Linked DNA regions of Homo sapiens: region 1 is linked to region 2. Evidence: read pairs that join two places in POLR2A ChIA-PET (ENCODE). Cell type or tissue: OCI-LY7. All regions are shown on one strand. Each heading gives the region's core, and the rest is flanking DNA. Links, peaks and the distances in the headings are about the cores only. Region 1 overlaps CEP128 (centrosomal protein 128). Region 2 overlaps TSHR (thyroid stimulating hormone receptor).

What was found. Peaks named below come from ENCODE experiments on the same cell type or tissue, not always from the same donor. Only the 100,000 strongest peaks of a DNase experiment are listed, where the experiment ranks them.
Region 1: POLR2A ChIA-PET joins it to region 2 with 5 read pairs; 2 of 35 experiments call an interaction of 5 or more read pairs at or near these places.

The regions. Positions count from the first base shown.
Region 1 is chr14:80,886,821-80,891,216 of GRCh38, reverse strand. The region is part of intron 8 of CEP128 (centrosomal protein 128); the gene reads left to right. Among named protein-coding and RNA genes, the nearest start is that of CEP128, 53 kb to the left of the region's middle. In OCI-LY7, for the core only: no CTCF peak of the experiment used is centred there; no DNase peak of the experiment used is centred there.
Region 2 is chr14:80,957,222-80,961,617 of GRCh38, reverse strand. All of the region lies in intron 1 of TSHR (thyroid stimulating hormone receptor), which reads right to left. It also overlaps a transcript of CEP128 not described here. Among named protein-coding and RNA genes, the nearest start is that of TSHR, 3.8 kb to the right of the region's middle. In OCI-LY7, for the core only: no CTCF peak of the experiment used is centred there; DNase peaks (open chromatin) are centred at 1,417, 1,947, 2,507 and 3,177; H3K4me3 peaks cover 3,814 bases; H3K27ac peaks cover 4,000 bases.

The DNA.
Region 1 (4,396 bases), core at 228-4,227, 71 kb after region 2:
TTTTGGGTATATACCTAGCAGTGGGATTGCTGGATCATGTGGTAGCTCTGTTTTTAGTTTTTTGAGGATCCTCCATACTGTTCTCAAAATAGTGCTTACACTAATTTACATTCCCATCAACAGTGTGGGAGAGTTCTCTTTTTTCCACACCCTTGCCAACATTTGTTACTTATTGCCTGTCTTTTGGATAAAAGCTATTTTAACTGGGGTGAGGTGATGTCTCATTGTAGTTTTGATTTGCATTTCTCTGATGCTCATTGATCTTGAGCACCTTTTTGTATACCTGTTTGCCGTTTGTGTGTCTCCTTCTGAGAAATGCCTGTTTCTTTTGCCGATTTAAAAATAAGATTATTAGATCTTTTCCTATAGAGTTGTTTGAGCTCCTTATGAATAATGGTTATTTTGTTTTTATTTTTATTTTTAATTAAACTTTAAGATCTGTGATACATGTGCAGAACATGCAGGTTTGTTACATAGGTATACATGCACCATGGTGGTTTGCTGCACCCATCAACCCATCATCTAGGTTTTAAGCCCCGCATGCATTAGGTATTTGTCCTAATGCTCTCCCTCTGCTTGCCCCTCACCCTGCAACAGGCCCCAGTGTGTGATGTTCTCCTCTCTGTGTCCATGTGTTCTCATTGTTCAGCTCCTACTTATGAGTGAGAACATATGGTGTTTGGTTTTCTGTTCCTGTGTTAGTTTGCTGAGAATGATGGTTTCCAGCTTCATCCATGTCCCTGCAAAGGACAAGAACTCATTTTTTTAAATGACTGGATAGTATTCCATGGTGTATATGTGCCACATTTTCTTTATCCAGTCTATCATTGATGGGCATTTGGGTTGGTTCCCAGTCTTTGCTATTGTGAATAGTGCTGCAATAAACATACATGTGCATGTGTCTTTATAGTAGAATGATTTATAATTCTTTGGGTATACACCCAGTAATGGGGTTGCTGGGTCAAATGTTATTTCTGGTTCTAGATCCTTGAGGAATTGCCACACTGTCTTCCACAAAGGTTGAACTAATTTACACTCCCACCAACAGTGTAAAATGTTCCTATTTCTCCACATTGTTGCCAGCATCTGTTATTTCCTGACCTTTTAATGATCACCATTCTAACTGGCGTGAGATGGTATCTCACTGTGGTTTTGCTTTGCATTCTCTAATGACCAGTGATGGTGAGCTTTTTTTCACATGATTGTTGACCACATAAATGCCTTCTTTTGAGAGGTGTCTGTTCATATCCTTTGCCCAGTTTTTTGGTGGGGTTGTTTGTTTTTTTCTTGTAAATATGTTTAAGTTCCTTGTAGATTCTGGACATTAGCTCTTTGTCAGATGGATAGATTGCAAAAATTTTCTCCCATTCTGTAGGTTGCCTGTTCACTCTGATGATAACTTCTTTTACTGTGCAGAAGCTCTTTAGTTTAATTAGATCCTATTTGTCTATTTTGGCTTTTGTTGCCATTGCTTTTGGTGTTTTAGTCATGAAGTCTTTACCCATGCCTAAGTCCTGAAAGGTATTGGCTGTGTTTTCTCCCAGGGTTTTTTGATTTTAGGATTTATGTTTAAGTCTTTAATCCATCTTGAGTTAATTTTTATATAAGGTGTAAGGAAGGGGTTCAGTTTTAGTTTTCTGCATATGGTAGCCAGTTTTCCCAGCACCATTTATTAAATAGGAAATCCTTTCTCCATTTCTTGTTTTTGTCAGATTTGTTAAAGATCAGATGGTTGTAGATGTGTGGTGTTATTCCTGCAGCCTCTGTTCTGTTCCATTGGTCTGTATATCTGTTTTGGTACCAGTACCATGCTGTTTTGGTTACTGTAGCCTTGTAGTATAGTTCGAAGTCAGGTAGAGTCATGCCTCCAGCTTTGTTCTTTCTGCTTAGGATTGTTTGGCTATGCAGGCTCTTTTTTGGTTCCATATGAAATTTAAAGTAGTTTTTCTAATTCTGTGAAGAAAGTCAATGGTAGCTTGATGGGAATAGCATTGAATCTATAAATTACTTTGGGCAGTATTGCCATTTTCATGATATTGATTCTTCATGTCCATGAGGATGGAATGTTTATCCATTTGTTTGTGTCCTCTCTTATTTCCTTGAGCAGTGGGTGTAGTTCTCCTTGAAGAGGTTCTTCATGTCCCTTATAAGTTGTATTCCTAGGTATTTTATTTTCTTTGTAGCACATGTGAATGGGAGTTCACTCATGATTTGGCTCCCTGTTTGTCTATTATTGGTGTATAGGAATGCTTGTGATTTTTGCCCATTGATTTTGTATCCTGAGACTTTGCTGAAGTTGCTTATCAGCTTAAGGAATTTTGGGGCTGAGAAAATGGGGTTTTCTAAATATAAAATCATGTCCTCTGCAAACGGAGACAATTTGACTTCCTCTCTTCCTATTTGAATGCCCTTTATTTATTTCTCTTGCCTGATTGCCCTGGCCAGAACTTCCAATACTATGTTGAATAGGAGTGGAGAGAGAGGGCATCCTTGTCTTGTGCTGGTTTTCAAAGGGAATGCTACCAGCTTTTGCCAATTCAGTATGATATGGGTATGGGTTTGTCAAAAATAGGTCTTATTATTTTGAGATATGTTCCCTCAATACCTAGTTTCTTGAGTGTTTTTAGCATGAAGCGCTGTTGAATTTTGTCAAAGGCCTTTTCTGCATCTATTGAGATAATCATGTGGTTTTTGTCATTGGTTTTGTTTATGTGATGGATTATGTTTATTGATTTGCGTATGTTGAACCAGCCTTGCATTCCAGCGATGAAGCTAACTTGATCGTGGTGGATAAGCATTTTGATGTGCTGCTGGGTTTGGTTTGCCAGTATTTTACTGAGGATTTTCGCATCAACGTTCATCAGGGATATTGGCCTGAAATTTTCTTTTTTTGTTGTGTTTCTGCCAGGTTTTGGTATCAGGATGATGCTGGCCTCATAAAATGAGTTAGGAAGGAGTCCCCCTTTTTTCTATTGTTTGGAATAGTTTCAGAAGGAATGATACCAGCTCCTCTTTGTACCTCTGGTAGAATTCGACTGTAAATCGGTCTGGTCCTGGGCTTTTTTTGGTTGGTAGGCTATTAATTACTGCTTCAATTTCCAAACTTGTTATTGGTCTATTCAGGGATTCAACTTCTTCCTGGTTTAGTCTTGGGAGGGTGTTTGTGTCCAGGAATTTATCCATTTCTTCTAGATTTTCTGGTATATTTACATAGAGGTATTTATAGTATTCTCTGATGGTAGTGTGTATTTCTGTGGGATCAGTGGTGATACCCCTTTTATCATTTCTTATTGTGTCTATTTGATTCATCTCTCTTTTCTTCTTTATTAGTCTGGCTAGCAGTCTATCTGTTTTGCTAATTTTTTCAAAAAACCAGCTCCTGAATTCCTTGATTTTTCGAAGGTTTTTTTGTGTCTCTATCTCCTTCAGTTCTGCTCTGATCTTAGTTATTTCTTGTCTTCTCCTAGCTTTTGAATTCTTTTGCCCTTACTTCTCTAGTTCTTTTAATTATGATGTTAGGGTATCGATTTTAGGTCTTTTGCACTTTCTGATGTGGGCATTTAGTACTTTAAATTTCCCTCTAAACACTGCTTTAGCTGTATCCCAGACATTCTGGTACGTTGTGTCTTTGTTCTCATTGGTTTCAAAGAACTTCTTGATTTCTGCCTTAATTTTGTTATTTACCTAGTAGTCATTCAGGGGTAGATTGTTCAGTTTCCATGTAGTTGTGCAGTTTTGAGAGAATTTCTTAATCCTGAGTTCTAATGTGATTGCACTGTGGTCTGAGAGACTGTTTGTTATGATTTCCATTCTTTTGCATTTGCTGAGGAGTGTTTCACTTCCTATGATGTGGTCAATTTTATAATAAGTGCTATGCAGTGCTAAGAAGAATGTATATTCTGTTGATTTAGGGTGGAGAGTTCTGTAGATACCTATTAGGTCTACTTGGTCCAGAGCTGAGTTCAAGTCCTGAATATCCTTGTTAATTTTCTGTTTCATTGATCTGTCTAATGTAGACAGTGGGATGTTAAAGTCTCCCACTATTATTGTGTGGGAATCCAAGTCTCTTTGTAGATCTCTAAGTACTTGCTTTATGAATCTGGATGCTCCTGTATTGGGCGCATATATATTTAGGGTAGTTAGCTCTTCTTGTTGCATTGATTCCTTTACCTTTATGTAATGCCCTTTGTCTTTTTTGATCTTTTTGTTTTAAAGTCTGTTTTATCAGAGACTAGGATTGCAACCCTTGCTTTATTTTTTGCTTTCCATTTGCTTAGTAAATATTCCTTCATCCCTTTATTTTGAGCCTATGTGTGTCTTTGCATGTGAGATGGGTCTCCTGAATACAGTACACCAGTGGGTCTTGACTCTTTTTCCAATTTGCCAGTCTGTGTCT
Region 2 (4,396 bases), core at 128-4,127:
AACCTGTACTGAGTTATGAAGGGAGTAGTAACAAATTTTATTGTCCATTAATATGTTCATCCCAAGTGAATAAATCAAACCCCTTCAGCTTTCAGGTCAGAATTCTTCAAAGCTCTTGAACACCACATCTCCACCTTCTACCTGCTCCACTGAAACTTCTTACACTCAACTCCTACTGGTTCTTCAGGAGGTAGCTCAAAGCCTTCGCTGAACCTCAGTTTAAGTAAATATCCCTCACCCCTACAAAGAGCATACTCAAGCACACTTATACAATTATAACTCTGTGTTTATGTAATTATTTGATTAATATGCAGCTCCCACACTAGACTGTAAGATCCCTGCAGACAGGGACGTGTTGGTGGTGTTCTCCATTAAGTCCAGAGTGTGACACAGTGTCTGGGATATAGTTAGTCCTTAGTAAAGATTTGCAGAATGAAGGAAGTAATGAGCAATGTAGAGGGCATATGGCCCCTCTTCAGTGGGGAATCCCCTGTTGTGTGGAATATTAGAAGGACCCAGTTCTGCGTCTCCTATTTCAGACGCCAAAAGTGGGCGGGTGACCACCTTTCTCTTCCTACCTCCAGCAGCTATGGCTTGCCAGCCAATCAAATGCTCCCATACAGGATACTACTCCCAGGTAGGATATTTAAAGAGACAGGGACAGTTGGGAAATTATTGATGGCAGCACATAGACAGTCTGGCAGCTACAAGACCGCAGATGTCCAGTGGCTGTGGTTTCTATATTGCCCATGGAATTGTCCTAAACAGATGATTCACTGTGGCTCCAGTTCCTTGCCCACAGTAGGCCTTGGCCTATTTTCAAAGCCTGGTCCTACAGTAATTCTGTAAATTACATGTTCTTTCAAAATATTTTTTTTCTTCCTTAACCTAAACAGAGTTGGTTTTCTGTTACTTATCATCAGAAACCTTGACTGATTTAAATACACACATATATATCTGTCTAAATATATATACACATAGGTATACAGATATATTCCCTCTCTCTATATATTCTCTCTCATATATATATGATGGACACATTTTATTGTTCATTATTATGTTCATTCCAAGTGAATAAATCAAATCCCTTTAACTTTCAGGTCAGAATTCTTCACTCCTCTTAGAACAGTGTTTCATATGTATGGGAGAGGAGAGAGAGAATGGAAAAGAATAATTCACAGAGCCTGGATATATGAAATGAAGTCACCTTTATATGTGTGGGGCTGTGTTTGGGGAGCACGTGGGTGTTGAAGCAGGGGGCTTCTCTTTAGCTTGGAAACAATTGTTATTCAGATTACAACCACTGATTGTGACTAAAACCATTGTGAAATATACAAAACATCCACATTTCTTTAAGTGTGGAACAAAGATGACTTGGAGGTACGTGAGATTATTTTAGGTGGAGTGCCCACCTGGCATTAAATAACCGTGAATCACACAGTGAGAAAGTAATTCCTTTCTCTATTGTCTTTCCATCCTTTCGATACTACCAAGGACACCGTGCCAGATTGTTATCTCTTTAATACTTATTAACACTTACTTTGCTTCCTTTTTAACAAAGAGAAGGCAGCTGTAGGCTCAGTGTATTCACAGACAATAGTCTGTAGCTAGAATTTAATTATATTTTTGTTTTTTCTGTCTTTAGTTTTCTGGTTACCTCTTATTTGTACGAAGTCATGCTAATTTTCCACTTGTAACCTTTCTAAATAAATTTCAGTTAGAGAAGCGAGTCAACTTAAAAATACTGAGTAAATAACAGCACAGATGGAACACAGGGTACAAATGCCAAAGATGATGAATGATTGTCTTCAGTTTAGTAAACAGTAGGAGAGTCCATCAATTAGAGCCACAGATGCAGAATGCAAATGAGTAAAAACAGAACCTGAAAACAACAGCTCCTTCAGAAACATATCTGAAGGCACACAGGTGTCCAAACCACTTACTTCGTCGAAACCCAAGACCACAGATGGCAGTGGGGTTGGAGAAGGCAGATGTAGCAGTTACTGTCATAATGAAACTGAAAGCAGGGTTAAAACAACACAGTAAGGCGTGCCAGCACTTTCTGGAGGAAGAATCCACACAAATACATAGAGTGGTGCAGAATGGTTGTCAAATCCTTTCTACCTCCTTATTCAGAGAAGGAAGGATCTTCTCATGCACAGAGGCAACAAATGGCAACTTTCTGAGTAAGAGAGGGTGATGGGTCAATCTTGTTATCCTTGGTTTTGAGATATATGATCTATAATTATATGCCAACATTTAAATTTTTAATTTTATTCTCTTGCTTCATTTAAGTTTCCTTAAATCAGTAATTTTCAATGGAAGAGAGTGATTTTTTTCAAACTACCTACACATCAAAGATTCTAGAATGTTCCACTGGCAGTGGGGGAAGTAGGGATCCCAGCTCTCCCTCACCTTCCACTCAGGTAAAGCATCATACCCTTCTGGAGGGGAGGAGTGAGGAAAAGATACAGCATCACTTCTTCAGTGAGGGCCACAGTCCGTAACTCTCTCCCCTGCATCCATAAGACCACGGGGCTGGGATATGGGTAGTAGGGCAAGAGAGCTGTTTACCTTTCAGAACAATAATCTATGAGTAGAAGATAAAGTTTAGAAAGAGTTGTTCTCGGCACCATCATAATTTGTAAAATGTCTAAGAAGTGGTTATACAGCATCTTAATGAAGGTTGCAGAAGTAATGCAAATAACTCTACAGGAACAAAATACCTTACATTTTAAACCAGTGTAAGCTCTTCAAAAACTTTAAAAAGAGGTACACTCTGAATAATACAAAACTTGTGAGAGAACATGCCTCAGTAGTAGATCCTGTATAATTTAAGTAGATTCCAAAAAGAGGTCACCACCCAGAACGGCTTTTTAATGACAAAAACTTGGTTTATTTCAGCAAGGAATACCTTCCATAACTTAGATCTTTCTTGTCTAGAAAGATGTAAAAAAAGATCTAGATTTTCTTGTCAAGAAAGACTAACTTAGTCTTTCTTGTCCTCCTTGCCTCTCTTCCACTCTCTCTTTCTTCCTTCCTTCTTCTTTCCTTTCCCTGCTAACCTCCTGCTTTCTGAGTTCTTGCATCTGATGAATAGCCCCCGAGGTTATCAGTCGGTTTACTGAATGTGACTTGTTTTCAGACTTTTTTCTCCAAAGCCTATGACCATCAGGGGAACACTGGTGTGGTGAGACACACTTCTCATCTGAGAGTGGTGGCTTAAGGGTGCAGGCTCCATAGTTGATGATATGATATTCAAATCCTGACTTTACCACTTACAAGCTGTGCAACATTGAGCAAATTACTTCATTTTATTTTTGTGCCTCAAGGTCCTCATCTATAAAATGAGCATAATAACATCACCTACTTAATTGGATTTGGTGAGGATTCACTGGGTGAGTTCATGCAAAGCGCTGAGAACAGGACCCCCCGCCCCCGTAAGTAAACACAATATAATTGTTAGCTTTACATGTTTTACTTCTCTCATATGCTTTTCTTCAACAAAGAGTTCTACCGCCCCCAAAAGATTTAAAAATCATTTTTCTACTGTTGCAGATGGTAGTAGCCATTGTTCAAAGGAGACTACCATTTTGTTTTACCCACACTTTTTATCAGGTTTCTCTTTTCGATCTCAGAATAACTTTATTCTTCAGGACATACTACCTCCCTCTCCATTATTCTCAAGGGCAGATCCTCCTTGCCACTGTCTTTATGTCTTTTTCTTGTGATTCAGTGCCTTCCCTCAGACTATTCTCATCAGCATCATGTCATCACCTAGAAAGCACCTAGTTGAACATTCTCTTTTACCCAGAAGGAAATTTGGCTCCTTCCAAATCAGTCATCTTACACAATTTCATGGTTAGTAAAGAAGGGCTAAAGAGAATGCTGGTTTCCTGACTCCTGTTCCATTGCTCATTCTCCATTACCCTTTCTTTCTCAACTTTTGGTGGAATTTTAAACAGGATGTCTACGAGTTCCTTTTCACTGTCAGAGCCACATCTCTCTTCAATGACTTGAATTTCTGCCACTGTTAAAGAAGTCTCTGAAGAAGTGATGTCTTTGGATTTCTTTCTCCCCAACATAGAGTGGACATTCAGAGACCTGGCATATTCATTTGTTTATTTATTCACTTAAGTTTTTTTTTTTTTGTTTTTTCTGAGTGTCTAAGTAGTTCCAGGGTTTCAGGAATTCGGGGTTGAATGGCAGTTCCCTATGTTAGAGAAGCTTGTGTCCTGCTTGAGTGGGCATGCAAATAAATAACAAGTTACAAGAAAGTAGACAATGTCTAAGGGCTAGGGTTAGGTTCATGCAGAGAACGCTGTTGGGAAGGGGGGTATAGCTTACCCAGCCTGAAGGTCATGGGTCAGGAGAAGCTTCCTGCAGGGTTGATCCA